Linked DNA regions of Homo sapiens: region 1 is linked to region 2. A link is a loop called in an ENCODE intact Hi-C map of the cell type or tissue named here. Cell type or tissue: endothelial cell of umbilical vein. All regions are shown on one strand. Links, peaks and the distances in the headings refer to the core of each region. The heading gives the core; the rest is flanking DNA. Region 1 overlaps MINPP1 (multiple inositol-polyphosphate phosphatase 1). Region 2 has its middle 27 kb from the start of PAPSS2.

Region 1 (16,682 bases), core at 7,191-12,190, 100 kb after region 2:
CCCCTCAGACTCAAACAGTCCTCCCGCCTCTGCCCCTGAGTAGCTGGGACTACAGGCATGCACCACCACACCCAGCTAATTATTTTATTTTTTGTAGAGATGAGGTCTCACTTTCTTGCCCAGAGTGGTCTTGAACTCCTGGGCCCAAGTGATCCTCCTTCCTTGACCTCCCAAAGTTCTGGAATTAACAGGCATGAGCTACTGTGCCCTGGCCATGATAACCTCTTTTTCAGGTGGTTGCTCCACAGCCTGCTAGGATTCTTCTCCTGAAAATACTTTTTCTTTCTCTACCACATGGCTTGACTGAAAATTTTCCAAACTTTTACACTCTGCTTCCCTTTTGTATATAAGTTCTAACTTTAAGTCATTTCTTTGCTCCCATATTAGATCATAGGCTGTTAGAAGCAGCCAGGCCACATCTTGAATGAGGAAAAACTGATGAGGGTATCCCTAGGGCACACAGTACAGCCAGGTTCTTTGCTAGGATGTGACAGGGGTAACATTTGCTCTAGTTCCCAATAACATCCTCACTTCCATCTGGAACCTCATCAGCCTAGACTTCACTGTTCATATCGCTATCAGCATTTTGTTCACAACCATTTAACCAGTCTCTCAGAAGTTCCAAATTTTTCTTCATCTTCCTGTCTTCTTTGCCCTCCAAACTCTTCCAGCCTTTGCCTTTTACCCAGTTCCAAAGCTACTTCCACATCTTCAGGTATCTTTATAGCAGTGCCCCATGCCTTGGTACCAATTTTGTGTTAGTCCGTTTCTGCAATGCTATAAAGAAATACCTGAGACTGGGTAATTTATAAAGAAAACAAGTGTATTTTGGCTTACGGTTCTGCAGGCTGTACAGGAAGCGTGGCTCTAGCATCTGCTTCTGGGGAGGGCCTCAGGAGGCTTACAATCATGACGGAAGGCAAGGGGGAAGCAGGTTTCACATGGCAAGAAGGAAACTGTTTTGAAGCTTTAAGATTTAAAGACTGGCTTGGCAGAGTGGGTCACACCTGTAATCCTAGCACTTTGGGAGGCTGAGGTGGGCAGATCACTTGAGCTCAGGAGGTTAAGACCAACCTGGCCAACATGGCGGAATCCGGTCTCTACTAAAAATACAAAAATTAGCCAGGCATGGTGGTGCACTCCTGAGGTCCTAGCTACCTGGGAGGGTGAGGTGGGAGGATGGCTTGTGCCAGAGAGGTCAAGGCTGCAGTGAGCTGTGATCATGCAGCCTGGGCCAAGAGAGTGAGACTCTGTTTAAAAAAAAAAAGAGAGAGAGAGAGAAAAAGAAAAAGAAAAAAAGATTTAACAACTGCCCTGCTGGTTTCAGATTTGCACAGAGCCTACTGCCCCTTTCTTTTGGCTGATTTCTCCCTTTTGGAATAGGAGGTATACCAAATGTCTGTACTACCACTGTATCTTGGGAGTAAATAACTCATTTCTGATCTCACAGGATCACAGGTGGAAGAAACTCATCTCCAGATGAGACTTTGTAGACTTCAGACTTGGGACTTTTGAGTTAATGCTGGAATGAGTTAAGACTTGGGGAACTATTGTGAAGGCATGACTGTATTTTGAAATGTGGGGATATGAGATTTAGGGGGCCAGGGTTGGAATGATATGGTTTGGATGTTTGTCCCCTCCCAATCTCATGTTGAAACGTGATTCCCAACATTGGAGGTAGGGCCTGGTGGGAAGAGACTGGGACATGGGGGAGGATCCCTCTCAAATGGTTTAGCATCATCCCCTTGGTGACAAGTCAGTTCTTGCTCAGTTAGTTCATATGAGATTTGGTTGTGTAAAGAAGCCTGGGACCTCTTCCTTCTCTCGCTTTCGCTCCTGCTCTCACCATGTGGTACACTGGCTCCCTTTCTCTTCCACCATGACTGTAAGCTTCCTGAGGCCCTCATCAGAAGCAGATGCTGGAGCCATGCTTTTACAACCTGCAGAACTGTGAGCCAATTAAGTGTCTCTTCCCCAGCCTCAGGTATTTCTTTATAGCAATGCAAGAATGGACTAACGCAGAAGTTGTGTTGACTATTGTTGTGTTGGTGTGAAGGCAGAGGAAAAACAGGGTTTGAGTTTTTTCCAAACAACTCCCAAAGAAGGAATAAGTAAAACATCTAACTCATAATCATGAGGTATAAAATTCAAGAGGACTTAGCCAATAATTTTTCAGGCATTTTAAACTATATGGTTCAAATCAAGGTCCCATTCATAGTTAAGAATTTCAGAATGCTCTTCTTATGAACAAGAATGACTAAGCAATATATAAACAAATTTCTACTTCATTGTTTGAAACTCAACTGGCAAAATATCAAACTCGGGTATATAAAAAAACAACTGCCTCCAGGTAATTATCTATGACCAAAAGAGCTTCCAAAGAGCTAATATATAATCCTTCTTAAATAGCTGTGTTTGCCCATTTATAAGGATTACTCACATTTCTATTTTCTTTGACAAAGTTAAGTAGCATAGTGTCAAATGGAAAAACAAATTATGTTTCTATTGCAAGTATACAGACACCAAAAATGGAGACTTGGATACCTTCAACTGGTGGAAGCTGAGACAGCTGTGGAGTTTGTGTGTGTGCACATACAGTAGGGTTTGTTTGTTTTTATAACTTTTAAACACCGAAAAACAAATTCACAAAAGTATTTATTTATGATCCAATTTTTACCAGAAGCCATTAAAGGTATATGCCAGGACTGTATAAAGTAAATCACTAATTTCTATGAAGAAGTGATTTGGTTCCAAGTCTATGAACATGCTGCTCTTTGCCCTGTGTCACAATTTAGAGTTAATCTTAAAAGAGTCCAATCTGGTTCTTAAACCATCTCCTAGGAACTCCAGTTAGTATATGCCCAATCACTATTTGAAGGAACCAAATCTCCAGTTTCTCTTTGAATACACCAAAATCACAAAGATGGTATGACAACTTTTCTGGTTTCACTTCCAACCTTCTCCAACAAACCAAAGCTGGTCTATGAACAAGCCCAAAATACTGGCAACAATAAATGGGTATGAGCATGTGTATATGTCTGAATGAGGGAGTAAGAAAGTGTGTGTGTGTGTGTGTGTGTGTGTGTGTGACAGAGAGAGAGACAGAGACAGAGACAGAGAGAGGAGAGAGACTGACAGAGAGGAGAAAGAGAGAGAAACATAGGCATGTAGGTATAGGAGGGCAAAAAACACAACAAATGTGAAACGAATTCCTTCTCAGTTTATACTCATAATTATGCTCTTCTTATATAAAACCTCTTGCATGTATTTTGTCATAAGATTGCTAAGAGCATAAAGATTGCTATATTTTATCTATGGTCTCATGTGGCTTTGTCACTACCATTCAATAAACAGAGTGGTGAGGTTCAGGATACCATGACAGAAAGGACCAAGTTTTTCCTTTAACAGAAGAATAAGCTGGGCATGGTGGCTCACGCCTGTAATCCCAGCACTTTGGGAGGCTCAGATGGGAGAACTGCTTGAGCCCAGGAGTTTGAGACTAGCCTGGGAAACATGGAGAGACCTTGTGTCTACGAAAACTCCCCACAAAATTAGCCAGGCGCTGTGGCGCATGCCTGTAGTCCCAGCTACTTGGGAGGCTGAGGTATGAGGATCACTTGAGCCCAGGAAGTCGAGGATGCAATAAGCCATGATTACGCCACTGCACTCCAGGGTGTCAGAGTAAGACCTTGTCTCAAAACAAACAAACAAGCAAAAAATACAGGAAGAGGTAAATGTTTTTTAAAGGAGGGCTGCCAAAGCAATCACTCAATCCTCACTGCATCTGTGGTTCTTAACTTTCACAAAGGACATGAAACCATCTGAGAATCTAAGAAAATGGAACTTCGTACTAAAGAAAGGCATGTGGTCCATAAAAACTTAAATATAGTTTTGGGATTTCAGACTCTATACCCCAAGAATCCCCGTGCTATATATTACAATGTGACATCCTGAGGAATAATGTGTCTATAATTCTGTCCCATATTGGTTTATATCCCCAAAGTCATATATATTCCACAAATGTCTGATAATTTTGTCCTAATACTATATTTAAAATGTCTAAGTAGAATGAATATTTAACACCAAATTAAGAAAAATTCAGATGCTCTGCATTCTGATCCAACTAGTCATAGTTCTCAAATTAACTTACATCCCCCATTACATTGTAATGACTATTCTTTCTTTGAGACTCTTGGCAGAAGTATCCCAAAGAAAAGGAATTACACCTTTAACTCTGCTCTCTCCTTGATAAAAATGCATTAAACTTGGAATGTTGCATTTTCCAAAAAGTGACAAAACCACTTGAAAAGATACATATTTTGCTTGAAAATGTAAACTATTAATACAAATATATGAAAGCAAATGAGTAATCTATATAAATGTCTGGATAGAAATATACAGAATCATAATGTTTTAGGTTTGAGATCTGGTCAACCCTTCTTATTTTAGGAATAACAGCGTGAAAATGGTTAAGAGGATTACTGCAGTTCTCCAAATTACACCCCTCCTTTTACTTACAGAAATTGGTGAGGAGATTTTATTATGTCTTCAACCAAAAACAAAGTTTAAGTCTAAAATCCTGTCTTTTAATGAGGGTTGATAACTATGTGTGTGTTCAAAGTAGATAAAGGATACAAAGCAACTACTTCAAGTTATTCAAAAAGCTCAACCAGAAAAAACAACTAATAATTGCATGTTTTCCCCCCAAATGTACTCAGCTAGATCTTTCTAAGCTCTTAATTCACGTTTCACACTCAATTGATGTTATGCAAAGTATGTTTTTAAACATGATCCAGGAATATCAAATACAGCTTTACACAACTCATATAATTCCCATATTTATGTAAGTATACAAATAAGCAACATGAACTGCCAGATGCTTTGGGAAGAAAATTACCAGAAAAAAATTTGTTGTTAAGTCTTCCACATCTAATTGAAACATCAGTTCCAGTGAGTATTTGGAGAAGCACCAATCCAACAGCTTAACATAAATCAAGAACTAAAATGACTCAAGTATGACATTTTTCTTCCTCAAGCAAAAATACACTGAAACAGTTTCCACTTCCAGTCAAGACGGAGTAATAGGGACCAGATTTACTGTCCTACCTTAAAGTACCAGAAAGCTGAACAAAACATACAAAGTTTCAGACACTCAACAATAGTTATAAGAAAAGGAAGGCAAAGGAGGTGACTCCAACAACTGCCCCAGCTTACTGCCGAGTTTCCAGACTATGGCACAGGGAGGGGATGCCCAAACAGCTCGGGAAGTCGCCCTGAGCAGCTGAGATGGGAGTGAGAATTTAGGGAGGCCACACTGGCTGAATTCACAGCAGGAGTACCTGAGAAGAGAGTGCTGCAGACCAGCAGGGGCTCCCTCAAATTTTCAGCTGGCACTGAACAGCACATGCGTATGAGAAAACTATCCAAATCCCGGAGAAAAAACATTGAAAAGGAATAGGTAAAAAAAAAAAAAAAATTAGCAGAGCTAATTACAGATTACTCCTATCTATAATCCCAGTGACTCCAGAAGCAGAGGGGAAGGACTGCTTGAGCCCACCAGGAGACCAGCCTGGGCAACACAGTGAGAAAAAAATAAAAATAAATAAATAAATAAAAATAAGTTCCATGTATTAAAAATTTTTTAAGGATTAGCCAGGCATGGTGGTATATGCATGTAGTCGCAGCTACTTGGGAAGCTGAGGTGGGAGGATTGCCTGAGCCTGGGAGGTTGAGGCTGTAGTGAGCTATGATCGCACCACTGTTCTCTGGCCTGGGTAACAGAGTGAGACCCCGTCTAAAAAAAGAAAAAAAATTCCCAAAGCTAACACAAAAAAACAGAATAGTTTTCACATAAGCCAGAGTGGGAAAACCTCAAAATACACAGGGTACATATAAATACTCAGGGTGAAATGCCTCAATAATGGGGCAAAATCAGTCCATTAATATATATATATTTTTTAAGAAAGGCAAACCATAGACTAAGAGAATATATTCCTATAGAGCATAAATCTGACAAAGGACTTGTACCTAGACAACACACACACACACACACACACACACACACACACACACAAACAGTAATAAAGATAACCCAATTAAAAAGCACACAAAATAAAGACTTCACCAAACTAGATATATAGATGTAAATAAGCACATGAAAAGATGCTCAGTATCACTAATCATTATGAAAATGCAAACTAAAACCACAACAAAGTACTACTACACACCCATTAGAATGGTTAAAATTAAAAAGACCTGCCATATGAAGCGTTGGCAGGATGTGGAACAACTGAAACTCTCATACATTGGTGGGAAAAGTTTGGCAGTTTCTTAAAAAGTGAAAAAGACGGCCGGGCACGGTGGCTCATGCCTGTAATCCCAGCACTTTGGGAGGCTGAGGTGGGTGGATTATCTGAGGTCAGGAGTTCGAGACCAGTCTGGCCAACATGATGAAACCCCATCTCTACTAAAAATACAAAAATTATCTGGGCGTGGTGGCACATGCCTGTAATCCCAGCTTCTTGGGAGGCTGAGCCAGGAGAACTGCTTGAGCCCACGAGACAGAGGCTGAAGTGAGCCAAGATCGTGCCGCTGCACTCTAGCCTGGCCAACAGAGTAAGACTCTGTCTCAAAAAAAAAAAAGTGAAAAATACACCTACTTAAGACTCAACCATTCCATCTAATTAGGTAGGTTCCCAAGAAATCAAATCATAACATACAAAGATCACAAATATTCAGAAGCATTATTTGCAATAGCCTTAAAACTGTGAATAACCAAATGTTCATCAAAAGGTGAACAAATGGTGGTGGATCTATGTAACAGAATACTACTTGGTCTTAAAAAGGAATGAACTATTAGATTCATCAGCAACACAGATGAATCTTACAATCACTATGTTGAGTGAAAGAAGCCCAACAAAAAAAAATTCACTATGATTCCATTATATAAAATCCTAGAAAATACAACTTAATGTATAGTGACAGAAAGTGTATCAGTGTTACCTGAAAATGGGGGTAGAAAGTGAATTAGAAAGGGTCACAAAGAAACTTGGATGTGATGGATATTTTATCTTGATTATGGTGATGGTTTCATGGGCGTATATATATATGTAAAAACTGACCAAATTGTACACTTTAAATATGTACAGTTTACATGAATTATACCTCAATCGAGTTATTAAAAAACACATCAAAACAATTACTAAGAGCTGATATGCTGAGATTAGTGAAAGAAAAGTCTTTGGTAGCCTACTTCAAAGACTCCTCATAAAGCCTTTACCAAACCCCAAAGAGTTCAAATTAATTCTCTCTCAGTAATTTTGTTTTTATCTGTTTTAGTGCTATTATAAGTGTTCTCTAAACTTTGAGTTTGGAGACAATTTCAATGCATTCATCTTTGTATATACCCTCTGTTGCCAGCCAAATAACCTGAACATAGTGGGTTATCAAAGATAACCTGGAAAACGCTGTATATTTATTTCAATAGATTTGTCCAAATATTCTTGAAAAATAACAATAGACTTTACTTGTCTATGTTCTAATTAAGGAGAGAGATGTTTAAGTGTAAACCTCAGAATACATGGAACTTATTTAAAATTAACACAAATAACTAAAGCAGAAATAGGAACAATCTTAATTTATTTATTTATTTATTTAGAGACAGGGTCTTGCTCTGTTGCCCAAGCTGGAGTACAGTGGCATGATCACGGCTCACCCTAGACTCGAGCTCCCTGGCTCAGGTGATCCTCCCACCTCAGCCTCGTGAGTAGCTGGGACTACAGGCACATGCCACCACGCCTGGCTAATTTTTTTTTTCTTTTGTAGAGGTAGGGATTACCCCTGTTGCCCACGCTGGTCTCAAACTCCTGGGCTCAAGCGATCCTCCTGCCTTGGCCTCCCAAAGTGCTGGGATTACAGGTCTGAGCCACCACGCCAGGCCAGGAAAATTTTTAAATCAGCATCTAGATGACAGGTAAAGTATACTGTTTTTCTCTGGCATAGATAACACCCTAACAGCTTATTTCCCAACACTGTCTAACTCAAACCATCAAATTAACTTGGGCATTTTACATTTTCATTCCCACATAGGCCTTTGCTCAATACTCTTCTTCCTTGATGTCTTCCTTATTCTTCTCTAGCCAAATTTTGCCTGGAATGATTGTCATGATGGTATTAATAACAATTAATAAAATACTTAATTGTGTAAAGCATAGTAGTAAAAGATAAATGTGTCTTTACATGTATTTGTGTGGTACACAGACATACATGAACACAGAACTCCACTCAACCTTCTCAACACCTTGAAACATGAGTATTACCTGAATTTTAAAGATGACAAAATTTTGGTTAGGAAACGCTGAACAAGGATTTGAGTTTTAATAATCCTATGCCAATGCAAATTCCATTACACTACAGTGTCAATGATTAAGGCTCACCTTACATCTTACATCCACACAGAAGCCATTTCCAACTACCATGAACTGCAGAGATGACTTACTTTCCCAAGCATCCTTTCGCTTTTGACTAAATTACTTTCTTAAGACATCTTCCTTACTAGACTGAGAGCCCCTTGGATGTAGCGGGTATAACTTCTTATCCATGTTTATGTATTCCCAATGCCTAGCATTGTGACCACACATTGTATGTGCTCAAAAACTGCTTGCTGAATTGAAATGAACTGAGCCTTTAGTTATGGAGCCATGAAATAATTTCCTAACCTCTTAGGTGGTAGAAGCATTTCTTCCATAGAATCTCTGACACAGTTATCCAGATTCAACTAGCATATTTCTAAAATAGGACACTTACTACTTCACAAAACAGCCTATTCTACTTATTTAACAGTTATTAAAAAGTTGTGGGGTTTTGTGTGTGTGAGGTTTCTTTTTTTAAAATAGTAACTGAAACAAGATTTGCCTTCCGGTTCTACTGTTGGGGTCAGCACAGAGTAGGTATACTCTCCAACTATGACAAGAATAGATATGACAACAGATTTAAGAGTGATTCTTACAAAACTGGATACAATTCAACAAGAATAGTTTTAAAAAAAAATGTACAAAGGTAAAATAATTGTGCAGAAATAATGAATAACTACTTAGTAGACCTACAATCTAGTGATAGTCAAAAAGTGTCTATTCAAAAGGCAGCTGGACATTTGAATATGAATTCAGAGTACAGCCAGGCTAGTTATATAAACTTTTACTTATTAATATTTAGCCAGTATGTGGCCGGGCACTGTGGCTCACCCCTGTAATCCTGTAATCCCAGCACTGTGGGAGGCCAAGGCAGGCAGACCACCTGAGGTTAGGAGTTCAAGACCAGCCTGGCCAACATGGCGAAACCCTGTCTCTCTACTAAAAATATAAAAATTAGCTGGGCATGGTGGCAGGTGCCTGTAATCCCAGCTACTTGGGAGGCTGAGGCATGAGAATCACTTGAACCTGGGAGGTAGAGGTTGCAGTGAGCCGAGACGATGTCACTGCACTCCAGCCTGGGGGATAGAGCGAGACTCTGTCTCCAAAAAAAAAAAAAAAAAAAAAAAAAAATATTTAGCCAGTATCTTTCAACACTACAGAGATTCCTAGCACTGAAAAGATTCCTGATACCCCTGGCTAAACTCCATGGAACTGTGACTTCAAAAAGTTGGCAAAAACACCTAGAATTGGCGTACATTTCTAAGAACTTTAAAGCAGCAAGTTTCCCCTGTTACAATGGGCTAATTGACCAAATAACTAAAATCACTTGGTGTCACTACACATTTATCTCAATGCTGCCATCTTACGTTAAAATATGGGACTACACAGCTTTAAAAAGCCATACCTTATAGACTATGAAATCTGAAAATATCAATGATTTGAAACCCAACAAAAAGGTAGAAAAAAAAGGTTAACACTGAGAGTTGAGGTATTTAGTAACAGTAAAAAATATTTTATAGTAATTAACTTAAAATGGAAGATCTCGAGGCAAGTAATTATAGACCCAAAATAAATCTTTGAGAAAACATGAAGTAACTTGTTGAAATCCTCGAATCTAAAAAGATTATATTAACAGATATATGGGGAAGGAGACAGTAAAATAAAATCTGGAGATACTTCATTTCTTCAGTGAATTCAATCTGCTTTTCTAATCACAGCTGCTTAAATAGAAATATCTGCTTAAATAGAAATATCTGCTTAAATTTGCTGGTTTTAACTTTAATCCCATTACTATAGTGATGGTGCAAAAAGGAAAATAAAAATCAAGTTCCTAATAAAATGCAAGGAGCTGAATTTCAAGGGCCGGTTATATTTAACTGAAAATTTAACAATTTGCAATCTTCCATTTTTTCCATGAAGTAAAACCATGCTATCAAAATTATGTTGAAAAAAAAATTCAGTGGCACTGAAGAATGTCCCTGATTTAATGTTAATATTAAAAAAAACCAATCTGTATACATACTAACATTCTAACAAGGGGTAGGGGTGGGATGGAGAAAGCAAAAATAGCCTGGGAACTTGGGAAAGTGAAAGTCATTTTGTCAGAAAATATGGATGTCAAAATACTCACTTATAAACTCTAATTCCAAATTTAAAAAAAGGATTTTAAGTCATGTACAAAAAAAAAAAAGGCTAATGTTTTGATAGAAGAGATCAGGAAAAACACAAAGATAAACATTCTATTAAAAGCTTATTATTCTACCACACTGGTGCCTGACTGTCAATGTGTGGAGAAAAGCAGTAAGTAGGAACTCTCTGTACTTTCTACTCAATTTTGCTGTGAACCTAAAATTACTTTTAAAAGTCCATTAGTTAAAAACAAACAAACAAAAAACAACTTACTTGCTCCTTGCTGAGCATATATTGATTTTCTTTAGAAGTGCTTCTCACAGCACTAGTCAATCTGTTTTTAGGAGAGAAACCTGACAGAAGTCTCAAACCGTACTTTATTCTCCTTTCCTATTTTAAGGTTTAATCTTAATTCAGCAAAATAAGCATCTTTTAAAATCCTCATCAGTCTTTTAGTACAGAGATACCCAGTCCCAGGAAACCATCTGCCAGTTTCTTCATCATCGCTCACTGCTGAGCAGTGTTTGTTGATTCCTTCTTCAGTTAGAACAAGAGGCGGTGGCCAAAACGATTTCCTGTCTTAAAGGGTCAAACTCTCTCTTTCAACTTCTTACATTGTTTCACAATCTTACATAAACAGTTATATCATTATACATGGCTTTTATAAAATGTTTTTATTTTCTCTAGACTGTAAGAGCCACAGTGCAATGACTTTGCCTCAGTCATCACTGCCTGACATATAAACATAGTAGCTGCTTTGTTGAATGAATTTTCCTTTCAAGCCACAAGGCATAATCATCCAAAAGAAGTAAAAATGTTTTCCATCTTGCAATGAAAAGGAAGTTAGTTTAATAAATGACGCCATAAAGTTTGAAAAGAATAAGTCTCACAAAGCTCTTGTTTTCATTATTTGGACAATTGCCAAGGGGGGCAGGGGTGGTAGAGGGGAAGGGTGTGTGAATATCTGAAAAAGACATTAAGGACATGTTTGGGCCAGAGAACTATCACATATAATACCAATACCATGTCTGTATATCATATTATACTAAGTGCTTTAATAAGTATTATCTCACTTGATTATCACAATTCCATGAGTCAGGTGAGGTATAGGTTGAGTATTCCTTATCCAAAATGTTCGTGACCATAAATCTTTTGGATTTCAAATTTTTTCAGATTTTGAAATATTTTCATATATATAATCTTGGGGATGGGACCCAAGTCTAGACATGAAATTCATTTATGTTCCATATACACCTTACATACATAGCATGAAGGTAGTTTTATACGATATTTTAAATAATTTTAAAAGTTTCAACTACAACCCATCACAGGAGGTCAGGTGTGGAATTTTTGACTTGCTGCATCACATCCGCACTCAAAAAGTTTTGGAGTTTGGAGTATTTTGAATTTTCACATTAGGGCTAGGCATTCTTCATTCCTCTTTTCCAAAGTAAGGAATCTGCAGCATCCATAAAGCAGGACCAGGAGTCAAACCAAATCCAAGCAACTGCCTACTATGTCATATTGCCTCTACACCACAGAACTGCACCTGCTACTACAAGCCATGCATGAAAATTCACCTCATTAGCTTCTCAGTTTATTAAAATACCATCAGCTACTAGCTACCAAAAATGGAGTGCTCAATTAGTTGCATTTTTCCCTCTGTAATTTATTTGTAGGTGAGATAAGCAAATTATAAGAAAATAAGCAAGATGATGAGGAGGAGGTTCCAAGAACAGCTCCAGTCTACAGCTCCCAGTGTGAGCCATGCAGAAGACAGGTGATTTCTGCATTTCCAACTGAGGTAGCGGGTTCATCCCACTAGGGCTTGTCAGACAGTGGGTGTAGCCCACGGAGCATGAGACAAAGCAGGACGGGGCATCGCCTCACCCGGGAAGCGCACGGGGTCAGGGAATTCCCTTTCTTAGCCAAAGGAAGCCATGACAGACAGTACCTGGAAAATCAGGACACTCCCATCCTAATACTGCACTTTTCCAATGGTCTTAGCAAACGGCACACCAGGAGATTATATCCTGCGCCTGGCTCGGAGGGTCCCATGCCCACAGAGCCTCGCTCACTGCTAGCACAGCAGCCTGAAATCGAATTGCAAGGCAGCAGTGAGGCTAGGGGAAGGGCGTCCACCATTGCTGAGGCTTGGGTAGGTAAACAAAGCCGCCAGGAAGCTTGAACTGTGTGGAGCCCACTGCAACTCAAGGAGGCCTGCCTGCCTCTGTAGACTCCACCTCTGGGGGCAGGGCGTAGCTGAACAAAATGCAGCAGAAACTTCTGCAGACTTAAACGTCCCTGTCTGACAGCTTTGAAGAGAGTACTGGTTCTCCCAGCACGGAGTCTGAGATCTGAGAACGGACAGACTGCCTCCTCAAGAGGGTCCTTGACCCCCAAGTAGCCTAACTGGGGGGGCACCTCCCAGTAGGGGCCGACTGACAACCCATCCCCTCTGAGACGAAGCTTCCAGAGGAAGGATCAGGCAGCAACATTTGCCATTCTGCAATATTTGCTGTTCTGCAGCCTCCGCTGGTGATACCCAGGCAAACAGGGTCTGGAGTGGACCTCCAGCAAACTCCAGCAGACCTGAAGCTGAGGGTCCTGACTGTTAGAAGGAAAACTAACAAACAGAAAGGACATCCACACCAAAACCCCATCTGTACATCACCATCATCAAAGACCAAAGGTAGATGAAACCACAAAGATGGGGAGAAACCAGAACAGAAAAGCTGAAGATTCTAAAAATCAGAGCACCTCTTCTCCTCCAAAGAAACACAGATCCTCACCAGCAATGGAACAAAGCTGGACGGAGAATGACTTTGACGAGTTGAGAGAAGAAGGCTTCAGACGATTGGTAATAACAAACTTCTGTGAGCTAAAGGAGGATGTTCGAACCCATCACGAAGAAGCTAAAAACCTTGAAAAAAGATTAGACGAATGGTTAACTAGAATAAACAGCCTAGAGAAGACCTTAAATGACCTGATGGAGCTGAAAACCATGGCACGAGAACTAAGTGATGCATGCACAAGCTTCAGTAGCCGATTCAATCAAGTGCAAGAAAGGGTATCAGTGATTGAAGATCAAATGAATGAAATGAAGCGAGAAGAGAAGTTTAGAGAAAAAAGAACAAAAAGAAATGAACAAAGCCTCCAAGAAATATGGGACTATGTGAAAAGACCAAATCTACGTCTGACTGGTGTACCTGAAAGTGATGGGGAGAATGGAACCAAGTTGGAAAACACTATTCAGGATGTTATCCAGGAGAACTTCCCCAACCTAGCAAGGCAGGCCAACACTCAAATTCAGGAAATACAGAGAACGCCACAAAGATACTCCTTGAGAAGAGCAACTCCAAGACACATAATTGTCAGATTCACTAAAGTTGAAATGAAGGAAAAAATGTTAAGGGCAGCCAGAGAGAAAGGTCGGGTTACCCACAAAGGGAAGCCCATCAGACTAACAGTGGATCTCTTGGCAGAAACTCTACAAGCCAGAAGAGAGTGGGGGCCAATATTCTACCTTCTTAAAGAATTTTCAACCCAGAATTTCATATCCAGCCAAACTAAGCTTCATAAGTGAAGGAGAAATAAAATCCTTTACAGACAAGCAAATGCTGAAAGATTTTGTCACCACCAGGCCTGCCTTACAAGAGCTCCTGAAGGAAGCACTAAACATGGAAAGGAACAACCGGTACCAGCCACTGCAAAAACAAGCCAAATTGTAAAGACCATCGAGGCTAGGAAGAAACTGCATCAACTAATTAGCAAAAAACCAGCTAACATCATAATGACACGATCAAATTCACACATAACAATATTAACCTTAAATGTAAATGGGCTAAATGCTCCAATTAAAAGACACAGACTGGCAAATTGGATAAAGAGTCAAGACCCATCAGTGTGCTGTATTCAGGAGACACAACTCATGTGCAGAGACACACATAGGCTCAAAATAAAGGGATGGTGGAAGATCTACCAAGCAAATGGAAAACAAAAAAAAGCAGGGGTTGCAATCCTAGTCTCTGATAAAACAGACTTTACACCAGCAAAGATCAAAAGAGACAAAGAAGGCCATTACATAACGGTAGAGGGATCAATTCAACAAGAAGAGCTAACTATCCCAAATATATATGCACCCAATACACGAGCACCCAGATTCATAAAGCAAGTCCTTAGAGACCTACAAAGAGACTTAGACTCCCACACAATAATAACGGGAGACTTTAACACCCCACTGTCAACATCAGACAGATCAACGAAACAGAAAGTTAACAAGGATATCCAGGAATTGAACTCAGCTCTGCACCAAGCAGACCTAATAGACATCTACAGAACTCTCCACCCCAAATCAACAGAATATACATTCTTCTCAGCACCACATCACACTTATTCCAAAATTGACCACATAGTTGGAAGTAAAGCACTCCTCAGCAAATGTAAAAGAATAGAAATTATAACAAACTGTCTCTCAGACCACAGTGCAATCAAACTAGAACTCAGGATTAAGAAACTCACTCAAAACCGCTCAACTACATGGAAACTGAACAAACTGCTCCTGAATGACTACTGGGTACATAACGAAATGAAGGCAGAAATAAAGATGTTCTTTGAAACCAATGAGAACAAAGACACAACATACCAGAATCTCTGGGACACATTTAAAGCAGGGTGTACAGGGAAATTTATAGCACTAAATGCCCACAAGAGAAAGCAGGAAAGATCTAAAATTGACACCCTAACATCACAATTAAAAGAACTAGAGAAACAAGAGCAAACACATTCAAAAGCTAGCAGAAGGCAAGATATAGCTAAGATCAGAGCAGAACTGAAGGAGATAGAGACACAAAAAACCCTTCAAAAAAAATCAGTGAATCTAGGAGGTGGGTTTTTGAAAAGATCAACAAAACTGATAGACTGCTAGCAAGACTAATAAAGAAGAAAAGAAAGAAGAATCAAATAGACACAATAAAAAATGATAAAGGGGATATCACCACCAATCCCACAGAAATATAACTATCATCAGAGAATAGTATAAACATCTCTACGCAAACAAACTAGAAAATCTAGAAGAAATGGACAAATTCCTGGACACATACACCCTCCCAAGACTAAACCAGGAAGAAGGTGAATCCCTGAATAGACCAATAGCAGGCTCTGAAATTGAGGCAATAATTAATAGCCTACCAACCAAAAAAAGTCCAGGACCAGACGGATTCACAGCCAAATTCTACAAGAGGTACAAAGACGAGCTGGTACCATTCCTTCTGAAACTATTCCAGTTAAAAGAAAAAGAGGGAATCCTCCCTAACTCATTTTATGAGGCCAGCATCATCCTGAAAGCCTGGCAGAGACACAACAAAAAAAAAGAATTTTAGACCAATATCCCTGATGAGCTTATCCACCATGATCAGGTTGGCTTCATCCCTGGGATGCAAGGCTGGTTCAATATATGCAAATCAATAAATCAGTAATCCATCATATAAACAGAACCAAAGGAAAAAACCACATGATTATCTCAATAGATGCAGAAAAGGGCTTTGACAAAATTCAACAGCCCTTCATGCTAAAAACTCTCAATAAACTAGGTATTGATGGGACATATCTCAAAATAATAAAAGCTATTTATGACAAACCCACAACCAATATCATACTGAATGGGCAAAAACTGGAAGCATTCCCTTTGAAAACTGGCACAAGACAGGGATGCCTTCTCTCACCACTCCTACTCAACATAGAGCCAAATCATGAGTGAACTCCCATTCACAATTGTAGGGATGTGAAGGACCTCTTCAAGGAGAACTACAAACCACTGCTCAAGGAAATAAAACAGAACACAAACAAATGGAAGAACATTCCATGCTCATGGATAGGAAGAATCAATATAGTGAAAATGGTCATACTGCCCAAGGTAATGTATAGATTCAATGCCATCCTCATTAAGCTACCAATGACTTTTTTCACAGAATTGGAAAAAACTACTTTAAAGTTCGCATGGAACCAAAAAAGAGCCCACATTGCCAAGACAATCCTAAGCCAAAAGAACAAAGCTGGAGGCATCATGCTACCTGACTTCAAACTACACTACAAGTCTACAGTAACCAAAACAGCATGGTACTGGTACCAAAACAAAGATAT
Region 2 (11,536 bases), core at 104-5,103:
TTTTTGTATTTTTAGTAGAGATTCACCACATTGGCCAGGCTGGTCTTGAACTCTTGACCTCGTGATCCCCCTGCCTCCACCTCCCAAAGTGCTGGGATTACAGGCATGAGTCACTGCGCCTGGCCTCAACTCTTTTATTTGGCTTATGCAGAAGACATATGGATCTGGAGAATGACAGTGGACTATCATAAGCTTAACGAAGTGGTGACTCCAATTGCAGCTGCTATACTAGATGTGGTTCATTGTTTGAGCAAATTAACACATCTCCTGGTACCTGGTAACTTTTTCTTTACTCCTGTCCATAAGGCCCACCAGAGGCAATTTGCCTCTTACTCCTGTCCATAAGGCCTACCAGAGGCAATTTGCCTTCAGCCAGCAAGGCCAGCAATGTCTTGCTCACAGAGATTTTGATCACTTTTCCCTTCCACAAGATATCACACTAGTTCATTGCATCAGTGACACTATGCTAATTGGACCCAGTGAGTGAGAAGTAGCAAGCACTCGGGACTTATTGGTGAAACACTTTCATGTCAGGGTATGGGAAATAAATCCAACTAAAATTCATGGACCTTCTATATCAGTGAAATTTCTAGGGGTCCACTGGTGAGGGGCCTGTTGAAATATTCCTTCTAAGGTGAAGGATACATTGTTGCATTTGTCCCCTCCTACAACCAAGAAAGAGGTACAAGGCCTAGTGGGCATATTTGGATTTTGGAGGCAACACATTCCTCATTTGGGTGGGTTACTCTGGCCTATTTATTGAGCGACCCAAAAGGCTGCTAGTTTTGAGTGGGGCCCAGAGCAAATGAAGGCTCTGCAAGAGGTCTAGGCTGCTGTGCAAGCTGCTCTGCCACTTGGGCCATATGACCGAGCAGACCCAATGGTGCTTGAGGTGTCAGTGGCAGATAGGGATACTGTTTGGAGCCTTTGTCAGGGCCCCATAGGTGAATCACAGTAGAGGCCTCTAGGATTTTGGAGCAAGGCCCTACCATCTTCTGAAGATAACTACTTTCCTTTTGAGAGACAGCTTTTGGCCTGTTACTGGGCCTTGGTGGAAACTGAACCTTTGACTACAAGTCACCAAGCTACTCCACGACCTGAACTTCCTATCATGAACTGGGTGCTTTCTGACCCATCTAGCCATAAAGTTGGGTATGGACAACAGCATTTTGTCATTCAATGGAAGTGGTATATACATGATTGGGCTTGAGCAGGTCCTGAAGGCACAAGAGAGTTACATGAGGAAGTGGGTCAAATGCCCGTGGTCCCCACTCCTACCACCCTGCCTTCTCTCTCCCAGGCTGCACCCATGGCTTCATGGGGATTTCCCTATGATCAGTTGACAGAGGAAGACAAGACTAGGGCCTGGTTTACAGATGGTACTGCACAGTATGCAGACACCACCTGAATGTGGACAGCTGTAGCACTACAGCCCCTTTCTAGGACATGCCTGAAGGACAGAGGTGAAGGGAAATCTTCCTAGTGGGCAGGACTTTGAGCAGTGCACCTGGTCGTGCACTTTCCTTGGAAGGAGAAATGGCCAGATGTGGGATTATATACTGATTAGTGGGCTGTAGCCAATGGTTAGGCTGGATGGTCAGGGACTTGAAAGGAGCATAACTGGAAAATTGGTGACAAATGAATCTTGGGAAGAGGTATGTGTGTGGACCTCTCTGAGGGGTCAAAAGCCGTGAAGATATTTGTGTCCCACATGAATGCTCACCAAAGGATGACCTCAGCAGAGGAGCATTTGAATAATCAAGTAGATAGGATGACCCATTTTGTGGACACCACTCAGCCTCTTTCCCCAGCCAACCCTGTCATTGCCCAATGGGCTCATGAACAAAATGGCCATGGTGGCAATGGATGGAGGTTATGCATGGGCTCAGCAACATGAACTTCCACTTACCAAAGCTGACCTGGCTACAGCCACCACCGATTGCCCAATCTGCCAGCAGCAGAGACCAACACTGAGCCCTCAGTACGGCATCATTCTTTGGGGTGATCAGCCAGCTACCTGGTGGCAGGTTGATTACATTGGACCTCTTACACCATGGACAGGGCAGCAGTTTGTTCTTACTGGAATAAACATTTACTCTGGATATGGATTTCCCTCTCCTGCATGCAATGCTTCTGCCAAGATTACCATCCATGGACTCACAGAATGCCTTATCCACCATCATTGTATTCCACATACAATTGCCTCTGAAAAAGGAACTCACTTCACAGCTGAAGAAATGTGGCAGTATGCTCATGCTCATGGCATTCACTGGTCTTACTATATTCCCCATCATCCTGAAGCAGATGGCTTGATAGAATGGGAAGAATGGCCTTTTGAAGTCACAATCACAGCACCAACTAGGTGACAATACTTTGCAGGCCTGGGACAAAGTTCTGCAGAAGACGGTGGGTGCTCTGAATCAGCATTCAATGTATGAAACTGCTTCTCCCATAGCCTGTCTAGGAATCAAGGGGTAGAAGTGAAAGTGGCACCACTCACCGTCACCCCTAGTGACTCATTAGCAAAACGTTTGCTTCCTGTTCCTGCAACGTTACATTCTGCTGTCAATTAAGGCCTAGAGGTCTTAGTTCCAGAGGGAAGAATGTTGCCACCAGAAGACACAATGATTCAATTGAACTGGAAGTTAAGACTATCACCTTGCCACTTTGGGCTCCTCCTGCCTCTAAGTCAACAGGCTAAGAGGAGTTACAGTGTTGACTGGGGTGATTGACCCGAACTATCAAGATAAAATCAGTCTACTACTACACAATGGAGGTCAAGAAGAGCATGTCTGGAATACAGGAGATTCCTTAGGCCATCTCTTAGTATTACCATGCCCTGTGATTAAGATCAATGGGAAACTATAAAAATGCAATCCAGGCATGACTACAAATAACCCAGGCCCTTCAAGGATGAAGATTTAGTTCACTCCACCAGGTAAAAAATCACCAGCTAAGGGGCTTGCTGAAGGCAAAGGGAATATAGAATGTGTAGTAGAAGAAGGTAGTTATCAATATGAGCTATGACCACTTGCAGAAATGAGGACTGTAATTCCTGTTTATTTTGTTAAGAATATGTTTGTGCATGTTTACACCCATATTGAAGAAATATCTTCATTTACTTGCTTTTACCTTTATCATGTAACATAAGATTTATTGACTTCATAGCAGTATTTAAGTGCTAACTTTATGTAATAGCATTTAGGTTAAAGATTAGTGTGCTTTCGGTTGTATGAAGAATAGTTGTGTTCTGGTAGGTGTAATTATGACCTTCTTATTGTCTTTATTTGGAGATTAAGTATGATTTCAGGAGATGTATATGGGTGCCCAATTGACAAGGTGTGGACTTGTGAAATTAATGTTAGATGTCAACTTGATTGGATTCAAGGATGCCTAGATGGCTGGTAAAGTATTATTTCGGGTGTGTCTGTGAGGGGTGTTGCCAGAGGAGATCGACATTTGTGTCAGTGGACTGAGAGGAAGACCCACCCTCAATGTGGGGGGCACCATACAATCAGCTGCCAGTGTGACTAGAACAAAGCAGGCAGAAGAAGGTGGAATAACCTTGCTGGCTGAGTCTTCTTTCTTTTCTTCCTCCTGCCCTTGGACATCAGACTCCAGGTTCTTTGGCCTTTGGACTCTAGGACTTGCATCAGTGCCTTGCTGGGGGCTCTTGGGCCTTTGACCACAGATTGAAGCCTGTATTATCTGCTTCCCTGGTGTTGAGGCATTCAGACTTGGACTGACCTACTACCAGCTTCTCTCTTCCCTGGCTTGCAGATGGCTTGTCATAGGACTTCACCTTGTAATCATGTGAGCCAATCCTCCCTATTACACTCCTTTTCATATATACATATATCTTATTAGTTCTGTCCCTTTGGAGAACCCTGACTAATACAGATAGTGACCTGGTCACTTCCTTTTTTAAATCCCATAGTAAGAAGAACTTAACATTCCTGGCACTTTTCTCACTGACATGAAGAGAGAGTCTGATGAGGTGGGGACTTGCTGAGCCTGAGTTTCACGTAACCTTGTTGAGTCAGGTTTGTAATGCGGTCTTGGTTGTGCCATGAAACAGAAGCAAAGCTCAGAACAATCTTCTATTTCTTTCTCTTTAACAGCTCTGAGATGTAATTCACATAGCATAAAATGCACCCAATTAAAGTGTGCCATTCAATGAATTTTAGTATATTCACAGAGTTGTGCATCTATCATCAAAATCAAATTTATAATATTTTCATTACCCCCTAAACTTCCTGCACTCCTTGACCATCACTCCACAATTTTCCCAACCCCCACCCCCAACCCAAGAGTCTGGCAATCACTAATCTACTGTCTCTTTATAGATTTGCCTGGTATGGATATTTCATAGACATGCAGTCATAGAGTATATGGCATTTTGTGTCTGGCTTCTTTCACTTAGCGTAGTATTTTAAGGTTCATCCATGTTGTACCATGTATCAGTATTTCTTTTATGAAATATTTTATAAATATTCCATCATATGGATATACCACATTTTATTTATTCATTATCAATGAACATTTGGTTGTTTTCACCTTATGGCTATTGTGACTAGTGCTGCTGTGAACACACACATGCAAGTTTTTGTGTAGATATGTGTTTCCATTTCTCTTGGGCATACACTGAGGAGTGGAATTGCTAGGTTATACGTCAACCTGTTGTTTAGCCATTTGAGGAACTGCCAGACTGTTTCCCAAAGTGACTGCACCGTTTTAGAATCTCATCAGTGATGTGTTAGGGTTCCAATTTATCCACATCCTCCCCCACACTTGTTACTGTCTGTCTTTTTTATTATAGTCATCCTAGTGAGTGTGAAGTGCTGTCTCATGGTTTTGCATTTCATTTCCCTGATGGCTAATGATATTGAACATTTTTCATGTGTTTATTGGCCAATTTGTGTAACTTCTTTGGATAATTTTCTATCCATTTCTCAGTTCTTATCTGCCTCAGTTTCTCCTCTCAGGGAGAAAGCTATCCCAACACAACACTTCATCACTGGCTTCATTCACCTTGTTATAATTTACAACCTCCAGCAAATTATTAAAATAGATTTATAAAGCACCTGAATCAGCCAGTGATTACTTGTGTTTAATAGAGATTACTTGATTTTAATAGAGAGCTCAAGACTTCAATAAAGACTCAGAGAGCTGAAGTCCATTGCAAATGGACTTGTCTTTGGTTAATAGACTTACTTTATCCAAAGGAACCATTTAACTTTCAAGGCATTATTCCCAGGTCTATAACTCAGGATAAGGTCTAGCCACAGAATATCAGAGGAAGGATTCAGAATAGAAAGATTAATGAAATAGAATGGTCACATAGTATGGCTCAGAGCCTTTCAATACCCAAAAAGGGTAACCAACTATCAGGGGTTGCCTGGGACTGTCCTGGTTTTAAAATCAAAAGTCCTGGAAAATATCTCAGTCCTGAGCAAGCCAGTCAGTCGGTCACTCCAGAGCCATATTCATTCTCCAACTTATGTAGGCAATAGAGTTACAACTGAGTGTTAAAAGAAAAACCTAAGACAAATTAAACAGAGTTTAACTGAGCAAAGAATGATTCACAAATCTGGCAACTCCTGAACCTGAATAGGTTCAGAGAGTCTCCGGAGCAGCCACATGGTTGAAAATTGATGGACAGAAAAAGGAAAGTGACAGACAGAAAATGAAAATGAGGTACAAAACTGGCTGGATCAGTTACAGCTTGGCAATTGCCTTATCTGAATGCGGTTTGAAGAGTTGGCCGCCTTTGATAGGCCAAAACTCAGTGATCAACACAAGAGTAGTTTACAGTCTGTTTACAAATCCAGTGACACGGTTTGGCTGTATTCCCACCCAAATCTCATCTTGAATTGTAGTTCCCATAATCCCCACATGTCATGGGAGGGAGCTGGTGGAAGGTAATTGAATCATGGAGGCATTCATGCTGTTCTCATGATAGTGAATAAGTCTCATGAAATCTGATGGTTTTATAAAGGGCAGCTCCCCTGCACACACTCTCTTGCCTGCCGCCATGTAAGATGTGCTTTTGCTCCTCCTTCACCTTCTGCCATGATTGTGAGGTCTCCCCAGCTGTGCAGGACTGTGAGTCCATTAAACCTCTTTTTCTTTATAAATTACCCAGTCTAATTTTTTTTTTTTTTTTGAGACGGAGTCTCACTCAAGTTGCCCAGGCTGGAGTGCAGTGGCGTGATCTCAGCTCACTGCAAGCTCTGCCTCCTGGGTTCACGCCATTCTCCTGCCTCAGCCTCCTGAGTAGCTGGGACTACAGGTGCCTGCCACCACACCTGGCTATTTTTGTTTTGTATTTTTAGTAGAGACGGGGTTTCACCATGTTAGCCAGGATGGTCTCGATCTCCTGACCTTGAGATCCACCCACCTCCACCTCCCAAAGTGCTGGGATTACATCAGTCATTTCTTCATAGCAGTATGAAAATGGACTAATACATCCAGTTAGGTTACAGTTTATTCAGTATGAAGATACCATAAGTTAGGTCAAACTTAAAATATGTAAGTAGGCGCTTTGGATTAAATTTAATTTAGCAATTCCCCAGTTTTGAGAGATTGACCAAAACTGTAGGCATTGATGTTACTCTACTACCATGCTAAATATCCTTATGCTGTCTTAAATCCCATTGAGAAATAGCAAAACAGTGGGTTTTGCAAGGTGGGAATAAAGGCATCTTGTTTTTGTTTTTTAATACACATGGAGTTTTGCCATTTGCCCAGGCTGGTCTTGAACTCCTGAGCTCAAGAGATCCACCCACCTTGGCCTCCCAAAGTGCTAAGATGACAGGTGTGAGCCACCATGCCCAGCCTATGTTTGTAAGGGTTACAGTAGAGGGGACCTTCTTGTGCTGCAATCTCCTGTTTACAGGAGAAAAACGAAACTTGGCCTGTTTTAGGACCTACCTGCTTCATTAAAATTTCAATTTGATTATGTCGCATTTAGCATGAGTGACTCCATTTTGGTTTGGTTTGGTCTGGTCTGTTGTGGCCTACTACCTGAGCTCAATCCAAAATAATGGTCTCCCATCATTTTGTTTAAAAATTCTCCCCTTTTGGTTAGGTTCTCATTTAGGTGAGAGTATAACCAAAACTTACAGCCTTAGCACCACTCTCAGTTATCATCATTTTGGGTTTCCACTCTCAGCATATCATTCTTAGGTTACGTTACCCCATGTTCATATTTCTTTTAGTTTTTATCATTCCAGTTGAAGAAAGACCATTTGACATTTTATGGATGGCTGCTTGCAAATATTTAAAACTTTTGAGGGAATACAACAAACCAGGGAGACTCTTATTACAACTATCAGGAGGGTAATACCAAAAGTTTGAAGTATGCTCCTTAGCCGGGGTTCCCATGAACCAAACCAACTAAAATCAAATAGACCAAAGAATGAGCTAGATAAAAAGTCTATTCATTCCAACCAAGCAGCCTGTTCATTAATTCCCTACAGTCAAGTCTCTATAACGTCCAGTGTATTTCCCCATGGGCAACTAGATGTATCAGCAACTGCACAGATACTTCTGTTTAGCCAGTAGATGATCTAGAGCAATTCTATTAATTAGCACAACATACACAAGAGAGTTTAAAGTCTGTTGTGTAACCATAGCCTTTGCAGTAGAATCTGCTGTACAGATCTACAGACTATTATGAGGTATACATTTCTTTCTTTTTTTTTTTTTTTGAGACGAAGTCTTGCTCTGTCGCCCAGGCTGGAGTGCAGTGGCGCAATCTCAGACCACTGCAACCTCTGCCTCCCAGGTTCAAGCGATTCTCCTGCCTCAGCCTTCTATAGGCACACGCCACCACGCCCAGCTAATTTTTTTTGTCTTTTTAGTAGAGACGGGGTTTCATCATGTTGCCCAGGCTGGTCTCAAACTCCTGACCTCAAGTGATCTGCCAGCCTCGGCCTCCCAAAGTGCTGGCATTACAAGCGTGAGCCACCGCGCCCAGCCGAGGGATACATTTCTAATCATTGCCTCATTTACTTTAAACCATGGAAAAACAGACCTAATAAATGATGCCCATCCAAAAGAATGAAGGCCTCTGGCAATGTTCTCTTTAACCTATGATGTAGGTTAAGAGGTGTGGACAAATGTTCTGGTTTTGATAGATAATGAAGCAACAAAGTTACCATTAAAATTTCTCACTTACATTGGCCCTTCCTCTTCCGTCTGTCAAGGCAGAAGATTGTTTATTGATAAGGCTGGCTGTGACATCCTCCAAAAATAAATGTATACCTCATGAGTGCACACAAGAGGCCCCTTTTTCAGTTCTATTGTTCACAGAGACATAGGCAAGGAAAAAATTTAGAGATGAGAATCTCATGATAGCAGAGAAGCCTTAAAACATGCTCTTGGGAAAAAGCTGTGTATGTCAAAGATGCTGTCTGTTTCTGGGGAGAAACTTCCCTGGTTAGCTTTATCTTAGGTACCCAATGGCTATATAGTTCCAAGAGTCTGGAGGGGAGCTTCTGAGTTGTGAACTCAAGGTTCAAGATCCTCAAGTTTTGCCGCAGTGCGGGTGGCAAAGGTAGTTTTTCTTTGATGTTGTTCTTAGAAGACCCAGTCTCCAGGTTCTATTATAGATTGTGAAGGGTTTGATCGTCCTTAGTCAGTGGACCATGAAAAACCTCTTCACCTGGTGAAAATACACTTTGGCACAATGCATTAAAAGTCTTGCCGCATTTAGTCATATCAGAGTTTAGTGATAAAAGATAATGAGCTTCTATTATTAAGTGCATAAGCCTTCCAGTGATTATTGCATAAGGGGTCAACTTATGTTTTCCGCTTTAAATGGATCTGACTGTCATCATTCTGCAATACCTCTGACCAAGGCAATTCAATATTCAGTTAGTTTTATTTATTGCTATTGTATCTGTAATACCATATTTAACTATTACAACTTGTTCAGTGAAACAAGTACCTCTATCACTAGAGATTTCTCCAGAAATGTCCCATTAGAGAAAAACAATTTCTAATAACCTTTTAGCTGCTGTAATAACATCAATCTTCTTGCATGGGAAACCTTCTATACAACCAGAAAACATGCATTGAAAATAACAATTGCATGAAATCCCTCTATAAATGTTTAAACAGGCCATCAGGTATCAGAAATGTACCTGAAGTTTTGATCATCTTTGCAGGATTTTGGGTTTGACAAAGCAAACATTGGTCATAAATTATTTCAGCAGTTTAGAATAGTCAGTGTGTGTGTGTGTGTGTGTGTGTGTGTGTTTAATTTATATTTTTATTTCTTCCATTATAAGTCATGGAATGCAAAGCTTTTAATATTGGAAGCTTTAAGGACCAAGAAGGTCTAGTTTGCCATCCAGGCTCTCCATAAGTCCATGCTTAACATTGAACTTATACCCTCTTGAATATCAATTTCGTTTCTTCAATTTAGGAGCATAGCACTGTTTATTAGATGAGTTATCATTTGACTTGGAGCATGAAATTCATTCAAATTGCATATTTAAACAATTTCAATACTGACTGATTTAGCTTGAAAATCTGGCAAAGTATTTTCTTGGTATCCAATTAATTTTTATCCTGCTTAGGTTAGCAATTTTATAAACCAGTCGGTTTCTTCATTAGAATTCTGGGAATTCTTACCAAGTCCAAATGTTATTATCCTAAAGCTATCAGAAGCCTTATTCAAGAGTGCTTGTCAGGGTTCTTTTTATCGTTTTCATGAAACTCCTTGAAGACACAATGCTCTAGGATTTTGCTTGCTTGTGAAGTTTCCAGAAACTGTATCAGAAGTAAGCAATTAACTGTGGAAATGACTTAAAATGATCACAGTTAAAGAGTACAATTGAGAAGGAAATTTGGTTATTTTGTGACCTACAAAAATTTAATATAACCATAATTATGGCTGATAGCATACAGACATATCAGAATTTTAGGAATTCCATACAATTTTAGAACATATATTAATAACATTTATAAAAATATAACTTGAAGAAGGTTAAACAGTATTTCTTATTTGACAATGCTTTCCATGTAATTTAACATATCAATACTGTTTATCTCTCTTTTGTATGCTTCAGAGGCCCTCTTTAGCACCCTGAAGTTAGAGGTCAAAAACAACAACAAAAAAGACAAATTTTGAAGTTGAAATGTGATTTCAGGAAGCTTGTCAAATATGCCAAAGGTTTAAAACACTTGGCCAAATAGAATCACAGGTCATTGTAAAATAATAGTCATTTATATAGCCAATGTGATAATGAAAAAGTTTTTAAAAGCACAAATCTTTATTCTCTGATAGTAAGAAGACACAGTTACCCAAGCAATCAAAAGACCTGAGAAAGACAATATGAGAAAAAAAAAATCTGTCTCCCCTTGTCTCCTTTTCTTTGTTTTTTTTTTTTTGCAGTTTACTCAAAAGGTGAACAAAAATATTTTACTGTCTTTTTTTTTTTTCTTTCTTTTTTTGAGATGGAGTCTCACTCTGTCACTCAGGTTGGAGTGTAGTGGCATGATCTCGACTCACTGCAACCTACATCTCCTGGGTTCAAGGGATTCTCCTGCCTCAGCCTCGCTAGTAGCTGGGATTACCACCATGCCTGTCTAATTTTCATATTTTTAGTAGAGATGAGATTTCACCATGTTGGTTAGGCTGGTCTTGAACTCCTGACCTCAGGTGATCCACCTGCCTTGGTCTCCCAAAGAGCTGGGATTAAAGACATCAACCACCACACCCAGCCACTTTTACTTGTCTTATTAATACTACATGAAATTTTTTTTTCAAAAGATAAAACAAAATTTTACTTTTGTATTAGTGTATTTATTGATATCAAAGCTAATTTTAATAAAAACTTATAAACAAACCTCGGTTGGCTTTTGACCACACCAGATTTCCATAAACTTTTCGTAATCTCTCGTACATTTATACAATTCTTTTTCATTTCAACTTTCTATATGAGTTTCATCTACATCTTTTTTATTCCTTCTACTTGAAAGAACCTTTAAGTAACTTCAAACTAGACAAAAAAAAGTCTTTTTAACAAACACACACTTTATAGCTTTCCTCACTAAAAGCACATCTTGCTTGTTTATACACTTTATACAGAATTGTTTGTCTTACATCTAGTAGTTTTAATTACATATATTAACTGTAATTTAAACTCTTAGTAACCTAAGTTCTAGTGAAAACCCTAGCAAATAATTTTGAACTGTTTTGTATCAGTATTTATAGATGAAAACTATTTTATAATTTTTTAGAAATATGCATCCTTAAATTATTGTTCATTAAGTATATTTAGCTTTTCTATATCATATAAAAATAAGATGTCAAAGTATATAAACTTAAACTTATGTTTATTATTGTTTTAGTATTTTAGCTTACAAATGACTTAGAGATTTTATGATTATCTATTATTTAATCAAACATAACATGAATTTAATATTTTAAATTACTGGCTGTGCACGGTAGCTCACGCTTGTAATCCCAACACTTTGGGAGGCCAAGGCAGGAGGATTGCTTGAGTTCAACAGTTTGAGAGTA

Evidence for each region. A loop is a pair of places that touch in the nucleus more often than their neighbours do. Peaks named below come from ENCODE experiments on the same cell type or tissue, not always from the same donor. Only the 100,000 strongest peaks of a DNase experiment are listed, where the experiment ranks them.
Region 1: a loop joins it to region 2, with 3 times the contacts of the local background. A loop is called at or near these places in 5 of 110 quality-filtered maps.

What each region holds. Positions count from the first base shown.
Region 1 is chr10:87,526,903-87,543,584 of GRCh38, reverse strand. The region is part of intron 4 of MINPP1 (multiple inositol-polyphosphate phosphatase 1); the gene reads right to left. Among named protein-coding and RNA genes, the nearest start is that of MINPP1, 30 kb to the right of the region's middle. RefSeq lists a silencer at 6,296-6,345. In endothelial cell of umbilical vein, for the core only: a CTCF peak has its summit at 9,788; DNase peaks (open chromatin) are centred at 9,774 and 11,194; H3K27ac peaks cover 1,450 bases.
Region 2 is chr10:87,626,902-87,638,437 of GRCh38, reverse strand. No RefSeq gene overlaps it. Among named protein-coding and RNA genes, the nearest start is that of PAPSS2, 27 kb to the left of the region's middle. RefSeq lists enhancers at 1,153-1,202, 11,086-11,536. In endothelial cell of umbilical vein, for the core only: no CTCF peak of the experiment used is centred there; a DNase peak (open chromatin) is centred at 2,537; H3K27ac peaks cover 1,912 bases.